Regions from separate parts of the Homo sapiens genome. Here regions 2 and 3 are each linked to region 1. A link is a loop called in an ENCODE intact Hi-C map of the cell type or tissue named here. Cell type or tissue: mammary epithelial cell. All regions are shown on one strand.

Evidence for each region. Peaks named below come from ENCODE experiments on the same cell type or tissue, not always from the same donor. Only the 100,000 strongest peaks of a DNase experiment are listed, where the experiment ranks them.
Region 2: it touches region 1 in a loop (8-fold over the local background); 4 of 110 quality-filtered maps call a loop at or near these places.
Region 3: a loop joins it to region 1, with 5 times the contacts of the local background. A loop is called at or near these places in 8 of 110 quality-filtered maps.

What each region holds. Positions count from the first base shown.
Region 1 is chr6:21,596,040-21,598,539 of GRCh38, reverse strand. It overlaps SOX4 (SRY-box transcription factor 4), which reads right to left. Exons shown (of 1, transcript NM_003107.3): 1 at 1-2,500. Among named protein-coding and RNA genes, the nearest start is that of SOX4, 3.5 kb to the right of the region's middle. RefSeq lists an enhancer at 2,029-2,228. In mammary epithelial cell, CTCF peaks have their summits at 1,363 and 1,823; DNase peaks (open chromatin) are centred at 1,979 and 2,059; H3K4me3 peaks cover 2,500 bases; H3K27ac peaks cover 2,474 bases.
Region 2 is chr6:21,868,302-21,870,801 of GRCh38, reverse strand. The region is part of intron 4 of CASC15 (cancer susceptibility 15); the gene reads right to left. Among named protein-coding and RNA genes, the nearest start is that of CASC15, 200 kb to the right of the region's middle. In mammary epithelial cell, no CTCF peak of the experiment used is centred here; DNase peaks (open chromatin) are centred at 301 and 1,221; H3K27ac peaks cover 1,232 bases.
Region 3 is chr6:22,235,403-22,237,902 of GRCh38, reverse strand. No RefSeq gene overlaps it. Among named protein-coding and RNA genes, the nearest start is that of PRL, 60 kb to the left of the region's middle. In mammary epithelial cell, no CTCF peak of the experiment used is centred here; a DNase peak (open chromatin) is centred at 1,002; H3K27ac peaks cover 1,553 bases.

The DNA of each region.
Region 1 (2,500 bases):
GCAGTGAACTTGACATGATTAGCTGGCATGATTTTTTCTTTTTTTTCCCCCAAACATTGTTTTTGTGGCCTTGAATTTTAAGACAAATATTCTACACGGCATATTGCACAGGATGGATGGCAAAAAAAAGTTTAAAAACAAAAACCCTTAACGGAACTGCCTTAAAAAGGCAGACGTCCTAGTGCCTGTCATGTTATATTAAACATACATACACACAATCTTTTTGCTTATTATAATACAGACTTAAATGTACAAAGATGTTTTCCACTTTTTTCAATTTTTAAACACAACAGCTATAAACCTGAACACATATGCTATCATCATGCCATAAGACTAAAACAATTATATTTAGCGACAAGTAGAAAGGATTAAATAGTCAAATACAAGAATGAAAAACGCAGTACATAGTGTCGCGAACTCAAATCGGCATTTAGATAGATCCAGTGGTTTAAACGGCACGTTTTTGCTTATAAAAAAAGTGCAAAAAAGATGTGGTTTACAAGTTAAAGCTACAGAATCCCTTTTTGCTGTAATTGCACCAGTTTTAAAGCCTCTGGACAGAGCAGTATTTCGTTTAAAACTTTGTTTTTCTTAAAAGCTTACAGTGTTTGGCTAATTCTCCTCCCCTTTTTACAAGACGGGGGCCGGAGGGTGGACACTGGTGGCAGGTTAAGGGATACTGTCACTTTAAGAAGCCTGCAGATTGAAGTGTAAACATGGAGAAATTAGGGGCTGATTTTTTAAACTGTGTGAGATATTAACCAGCCGCCCTGTTATAAAATCAGGAAATCCAAACAGCGATTTACACCGATTAACACCCCCTTTATATATTTTTTACAAAAATACACTGAGAAAATAATCAAACGTTTTCATCTCTCTTGTCTTTTTTTGTTTTTTAAAAGTGTCAAAAGTCTACATTTAAATATAAAAAATTAAAAGTTAAAACTCTAGCCCTTCAGTGAAGGAGACGTAAAATGGCGTGGGTAACAACAACTACCAAAAAAAAAAAAAAAAAAAGAAAAAAAAAAGAAAAAAAGGAAAAGGAAGGAATAAAGAAATAAAGGAAGTAAAAAGAAAGGAAAGAAAAAAAGGGACAAAAGAAAAAATATGTTTGGCCAGTATAAATACGTCCACATATAAAATGGCATCTGATTACATTTACAAGGAAAAAGAAATACGAGGATGGAGCATCGGTGAAGGAAAAAAACACGTCTTCTCATTTACACCTATAAGGAATAAACACACACACTGAGAAAAAATTTGGTCCTGAATTGTTTTTTTAAAGTCCAGCACAGATTTGAGTTGCGTTTGAATCCTTTAAAGAGTTAAGAATGAAAAAAAGCTGGTGATAATTTCGTTGTAGGAATCAAACATAGCGCCATCTATCTGCTTTTTATATTATCCTACACTATTTTAAAAACTGCTCAACAGTCTTATACAGAAATCTTTAAAAGATAGACAGGATAACATGCTATATTAACCCCACCATTGAAATAATCCAACACCATCACGATTCCGATTAAGAGAAGAAAAAAATCTTTTTTTTTTCTTTTTTTTTCTTTTTTTCTTTTTTTTTTTCCGAAACCACTCGCCCTCCACTGACTGCCCCTGTACCACATCAAACAGTCTCCTCTCCTCCACGCCTCCGGGGTCTGGGAAGTCTCACCTCACTGATTTCACGTAGAAAAGAAGGCGGAGGCCCAGCAGCCGCCGCCGCCAGCTCCCCAACGTGCAAATCCATTTCAGTTTGACCGTGAACCCCCTTCCAGTTCGTGTCCTCCTCCGCCCCCGCCCCTAGCTCCCGCTGCTGCGCTTCCAACGGGGTTCTCGGGTCATTTCCTAGCGCCGGTCACACTGGCTGGCCTCCTCCCCTCAACATCTCCTCCTCCGGCTGCAGAGGGGGCAAGGGGAAAAGAGGGAGGAAAAAAAAGCCCCAAACGGGAATTCGCCTGCGTGGAGTCTCTCAGTCCCGGCGTTCCCCCAAAACATCTGCCATCGGCCAAATTCGTCACCCCGGAGCCTTCTGTCTTCATCACGCGTTTAAAAAAAGGGGGGGAGGGGTGCGCTGGGTTCTCCCCTCCTTTCTTGACCAAGAAGCAAAATAAAACAAAACCAAGGTGGTGATGCAGGAAGGGGGAGACTCCTTCAAGTCTCTAGAAAACTAACTCGCCTTCTTGCTGGGGGTGCAGACAAGTCCGGAAGCTCGTTGGAAGGGGGAGGGGGTCTCTTCAAGCAAAGGGGAGCAAACTCGAAGTCGCTTTTTTTTTTTTGCCATCAACAACAACATCAATAACAACAATCACAGGTCGCCCCTGTCTACCCTCTTCCTCCTCCGCGTCCCTCCGGCTGGGCAGAGTGGGTCCCCGGCCCGGGAAGGTGGGGGATGGGAGCGCGGGTCCAAAACGCCGCCGCGCTCCTTGATCCGACGACGAGAACGCGGGCGAAGCCAGCCCTGCTTACTTTTTCTTTCTTTTTTCCCTTTTCTCTTTAAACTCTTCGT
Region 2 (2,500 bases), 270 kb before region 1:
CTCAAATCTCGGAGGCGGAAGTTGCAGTGAGCAGAGATCACGCCACTGCACTTCAGCCTGAGCAGCAGAGTGAGACTCTGTCTCAAAAAACAAACAAAAAACCTATGCCCTGAATTTTCAAAAATATAATGAGTCAAAATTAGTACTACTCAATGGGCTCAAATTAGGCTCAGCTTAGGGCTGCATGCCTTTGCACTTGCACAGCTGGGCTCCACCCCTTCAGTCCCTGCCTCAAAGAGGGAAAGACTTCAGACAAGTCAAGGCAGAGGAGATGTGTGCACCAGGCAGCAACAGAAAAAACTATCCCTGGTGATTATGATATCCTCCAGGCACCCAATTCTGAGACCACAAGGAGTGACGATTTACCACGTGTTGTGGGAACAGGCTTGGGACTGAGATTGACATGAGTTAATTCAGCTGTGGCACTCAAATCCACATATGCACAACCATTGTGCAGTCCTGTGGCTCCAGCAAATCTCAAGATAATGAGGGAAACAGTGCGACATACAGAGAAAGGCACTGGACTGAATCAGAAGACCTAGATTTTTCTTATTGACTCTGCTGGCTAATCTCAAGGGAAGAGGCAAATCACGCTCTCTCTGGGACTAAATTTCCTCATCTGTAAAATAAAGAGCAGATGCTCTTTTCTGGCACAGAATTCTCACTGACATAGAAACTGAAATTCAAAACCATTTATATGTCCCCCTACGTCTAGCACAGGGAGCCCCCAGGACTTTTTAGCCAGAGAATTCATGGGCTTCTAAGAAGACTTAATACAGTGGTATTAGCAATGGGCCTAGGTAGGAAACACTATTCTTATGACCCTATCAAAATATCACCTAAAATTAAAAAGTAAAAGAAAATTTTGTTTTAACCACTTCACACTCAAGCACGTGCAGGGTGAGGGCCATTAGCTCTCCTCCTCGGTGCCAAGAATCAAGTCTCTCTCAACATATAGCAAAGCGAAGCCTTCCCAAAACCCTTACTATTGATGCAATGTGGTTGCATCAAATTTCAAATTTCTCATCAGACTGAACTCGCTGGCAGAGGACTCCCAGCAAGATAACTTCATTCCACCTGGTAAGCCACTTAATAGAATGACAGGAGCACCATTCTTGTGTGGTGTTGGGACCTGTGTGTGTTACGTGTCTTCCTAACTAGGCTCCCAATAGCTTTGGGGCAAGGAATAAGCCCATCTCTATATTAGGGATGGCATTTAACAAGGTGACTCAATACCTGTTAAGCAATAAAAACATTAGTCTGCACAGAGCCTGAGGTGCAGCCTACCGAGGTAGTTCAGTTCTTCCATGGCGTCCTGTAATCTACTGAGTGGGTGAAAACTGTCCTGGAATGACTTCCCTTAATAACTTTCCATCCCACTTCCACTCTTTCTCAATCTCTCCTTCCTTTATCTCATTCTGCCAATACCTAGATTTGAACCTCCCACTCAGGATGAAACACAGATGGGACAGTTGTTCTTTTCTCTCCCTCTCTACCCTCAAGCCTGATGTGTTTGCTTCTAGGTGTAATTTGAATTCTGAGTCATCCATCAAAGATGGGAACTCTCATAGTAGGAGGCAGAGAAAGAAAAAAGTTGGCCGGGCACAGTGGCTCACACCTATAATCCCAGCACTTTGGGAGGCCGAAGCAGGTGGATCACGAGGTCAAGAGATCGAGACCATCCTGGCCAACATGGTGAAACCCCATCTCTACTAAAAATACAAAAAAAAATTAGCCGAGCGTGGTGGCACGCACCTGTAGTCCCAGCTATTCAGAGGCTGAGGCAGGAGAATCACTTGAACCCAGGAGGCAGAGGTTGCAGTGAGCTGAGATTGCACCATTGCAATCCAGCCTGGGCAAAGAGCAAGACTCCGTCTCAAAAAAAAAAAAAAAAAAAAAGTCACTCCAGATACCTTTTTTTCCCCCAAGTCCTAAATCTATACAATCAGATTTAAATTGAAATGTTCTCTCAGACCCAAAGGAAATGGGCAGTTGGCCAAGATGATAGCACAGCCCTAGCAATTGGGCACAAAGAGATAAGTCGCTCCGTAAGAGGGTACCTGGGCTTTATCACAACTCAGAAAATGCACTCAGGGGAAAATTGAGCTCGATCTGGAGAACCACTTGGTCCTGCAAAGAACTATTACAGTGAGAGTCTTCACAAGACTATCACCTCCTCACTCCTTTATTTTTCAAACCTGAAGCAACTTTTGCCTTCTTGTTCACCAACCTATTATCCTCTCTCAGCTTCAAAAGCTAACTGCCCAAAAGCTACATTTTCTCCATGAAGCCAATTCCGAATAGCATTCCCTAGGAGTGCTCTGCTTCCAAAACTTAAAAGGAGCCAAGAAATCTCAAGCCTCTGAGATTTAACAGCTTTGTGTGGTATGCCTGAATTGCCTACTCTCTTTAAGTCAAACCATAATCCCCCCTTTAAAATCTTGACAGTGACAGAAAAAAGGATTATATAAATGATAAAACCTATGGTGCTGATACATGA
Region 3 (2,500 bases), 640 kb before region 1:
TTTTAATGATGATGACCAAAGCATACTCATACAGTCATTTAAACAGGTGAGGTGATCATTATATTGCTCCCCTGTTTAAACAAGGTTTTCATTCATTTAAGAAATATAACATGGCATGATGCATGTTTGGAAGAGATAAGACATGCCTCTGAGCCACCATCTGAGAGGGTGAAGGCAGAGACCCATGATGTGAGAGGAAAGACAGTGATGCAAAATGTATTTTATCTCAAAGAAGCATATGCCTTGAGGTCTTTTCATTGAAAGTGTTAAAGTCCAAGGGAAGAAAATAAAACTACAGAGCCTTTTTCTTATTTTCCTCATCAATATGAAATGATTTATCTTACTTGCCTTATGTTTTACGCCATAAATAGAAAATCTTGATAAAATAACTGTGCGAACAATTCCAAATAACTATTTCAGATAAGTTAGGAAAATATTATCTATTGAATCACTCTGATGCCATTAATATTGAAATGAGTAACATCACACAGCCCATCTGAATCACTTATCATTTAAGTAAAATACACTGACACAGGATTTTGCATTTTTCCTCTGTAAGAAAGAAGCATCAGTGGAAAGCAGTAGAGGAACATAAACAAAACAGACGGTGTTAAGAAAATAGGTGGCCCCAGAATCTGTGTGAGAAATCTCAGACTCACACTCTTGGCACCGTTCCCCCTTGTGCCTCTTTGGAAGCTCTAGCTCCTCCAGATCTTGGCTGTTCTTTTTCCAAAAGACACCACTCATCTGACTTGATGTGAAAACCCACCCTCGGGTCATTATCACCAGGTAATGGCAAATGCAGAGAAAACCCTATGTTTCCAAATCCTGGATTCTCTCAGTCCCTTGGAATGTGCCACTTTTCAGGAAGTGTTCAGGTCCCTTATGTCAGTACGCTCCTCACCAGGACTCTCAGCCCTACCCCATGCAAGTTTGCTGCACCTCTCTGAATCTGAAAGCAGGTTAGCACAGCCTGATCTTTCCCAAGTATGGAGAATCAAACCACAGCCTCTATTTCAGTGAGTCATCACTCCTCTTCTTGTCTATTCCATGTCTAGGAAGATTTGTTTGCTCTTGTTACTCACCAGTCTTGTACCACCAGACAGCTTGGCTGCCTCTCAGTTATTTCATCTGTTCAACTAGCGTTTGGTCATTCCCCTCATCGTGATGTGCAGCAGATGGCTTGGGTTGTCCTCCTTCCTGCCCAGCAGAATTGTGTTACAATAAGCATGACTTCTGTGCCTGTCAGCTAGCAGTGCTCCAAGCCACCACTTGCAAACTCCCTTCATGCAATTTAATGAGGATGTTTCTTAAGTAGTTATCTCAGTCCGTTTTCTGTTGCTTATAACAGAATACTTGAAACTAGGTAATTTATAAAGAAAGGGAATTTATTTCTTAAATTATGGAGGCTGAGAAGTCCAAGGTTAAGGGACTACATTTGATGAGGGCCTTCTTGCTGGTGGGGACTCTCTGCAGATTCCCAAGTTGATTCAGGGCATCACATGATGAGGAGGCTGAGTGTGCTAGGTCAGATTTCTCTTCCTCTCTTACAAAGCCACCAGTCCCATTCCCATGATAACCCACTAATCCATTAGCTTATTAATCTATGAATGGATTAATCCTGCCCTCATGACCCAATCATCTCTTAAGGACTCCACTTCTCAATACTGCCACATTGGGGATTAAATTCCAACATGAGTTTTGGAGGGGACATTTAAACCATAGCAGTTGTGCTGCAACAACTGACTATGAAACTCAGGAGTGTAGTCTCTGGCATATAACAGTCTGAGACAGTTACACTGCCATCTTCCTCTTGACTTAACTCCGGTCTGAAATTCAACTTGGCATGCCCCATATGCTGATATCCCATAAAACATGCTATATTCTTTTATGTGGTTTTCTACTCTATGCCAAGCAAATGCCATGCTATTCATACAAATTTAATTTAAAACAATGCATATTAGTCCATTTTCATGCTGCTGATAAAGACATATCTGATACTGGGCAATTTACAAAAGAAAGAGGTTTATTGGACTTACAGTTACGTGCCTTGGGAGACCTCACAATCATGGTGGAAGTTGAAAGGCACATCTCACATGGTGGCAGACAAGAGAAGAGAATGAGAGCCAAGCAAAACGGGTTTCACCATATCAAACCATCAGATCTCATGAGACTTATTCACTATGAGGAGAACAGTATGGGGGAACTGCCTCCATGATTCAATTTTCTCCCACCAGGTCCCTCTCACAACACATGGGAATTATGGTAGTAAAATTCAAGATGATATTTGGGTGGGGACACAGAGCCAAACCATATCACTATGCAAAATCATTTATTCTTTCAAATATGCTTTTAATATCATACATCAACTTAGAGCAAGAAAACCTACCATATAGCTAGAATAATTATTGGGAAAAAATATTGAAAGACATTGTTTTATTCTACCAATCTAAACTTGTGTTTCTCACCACTGGGAGTATATTAGAATCCCCTATGGGAC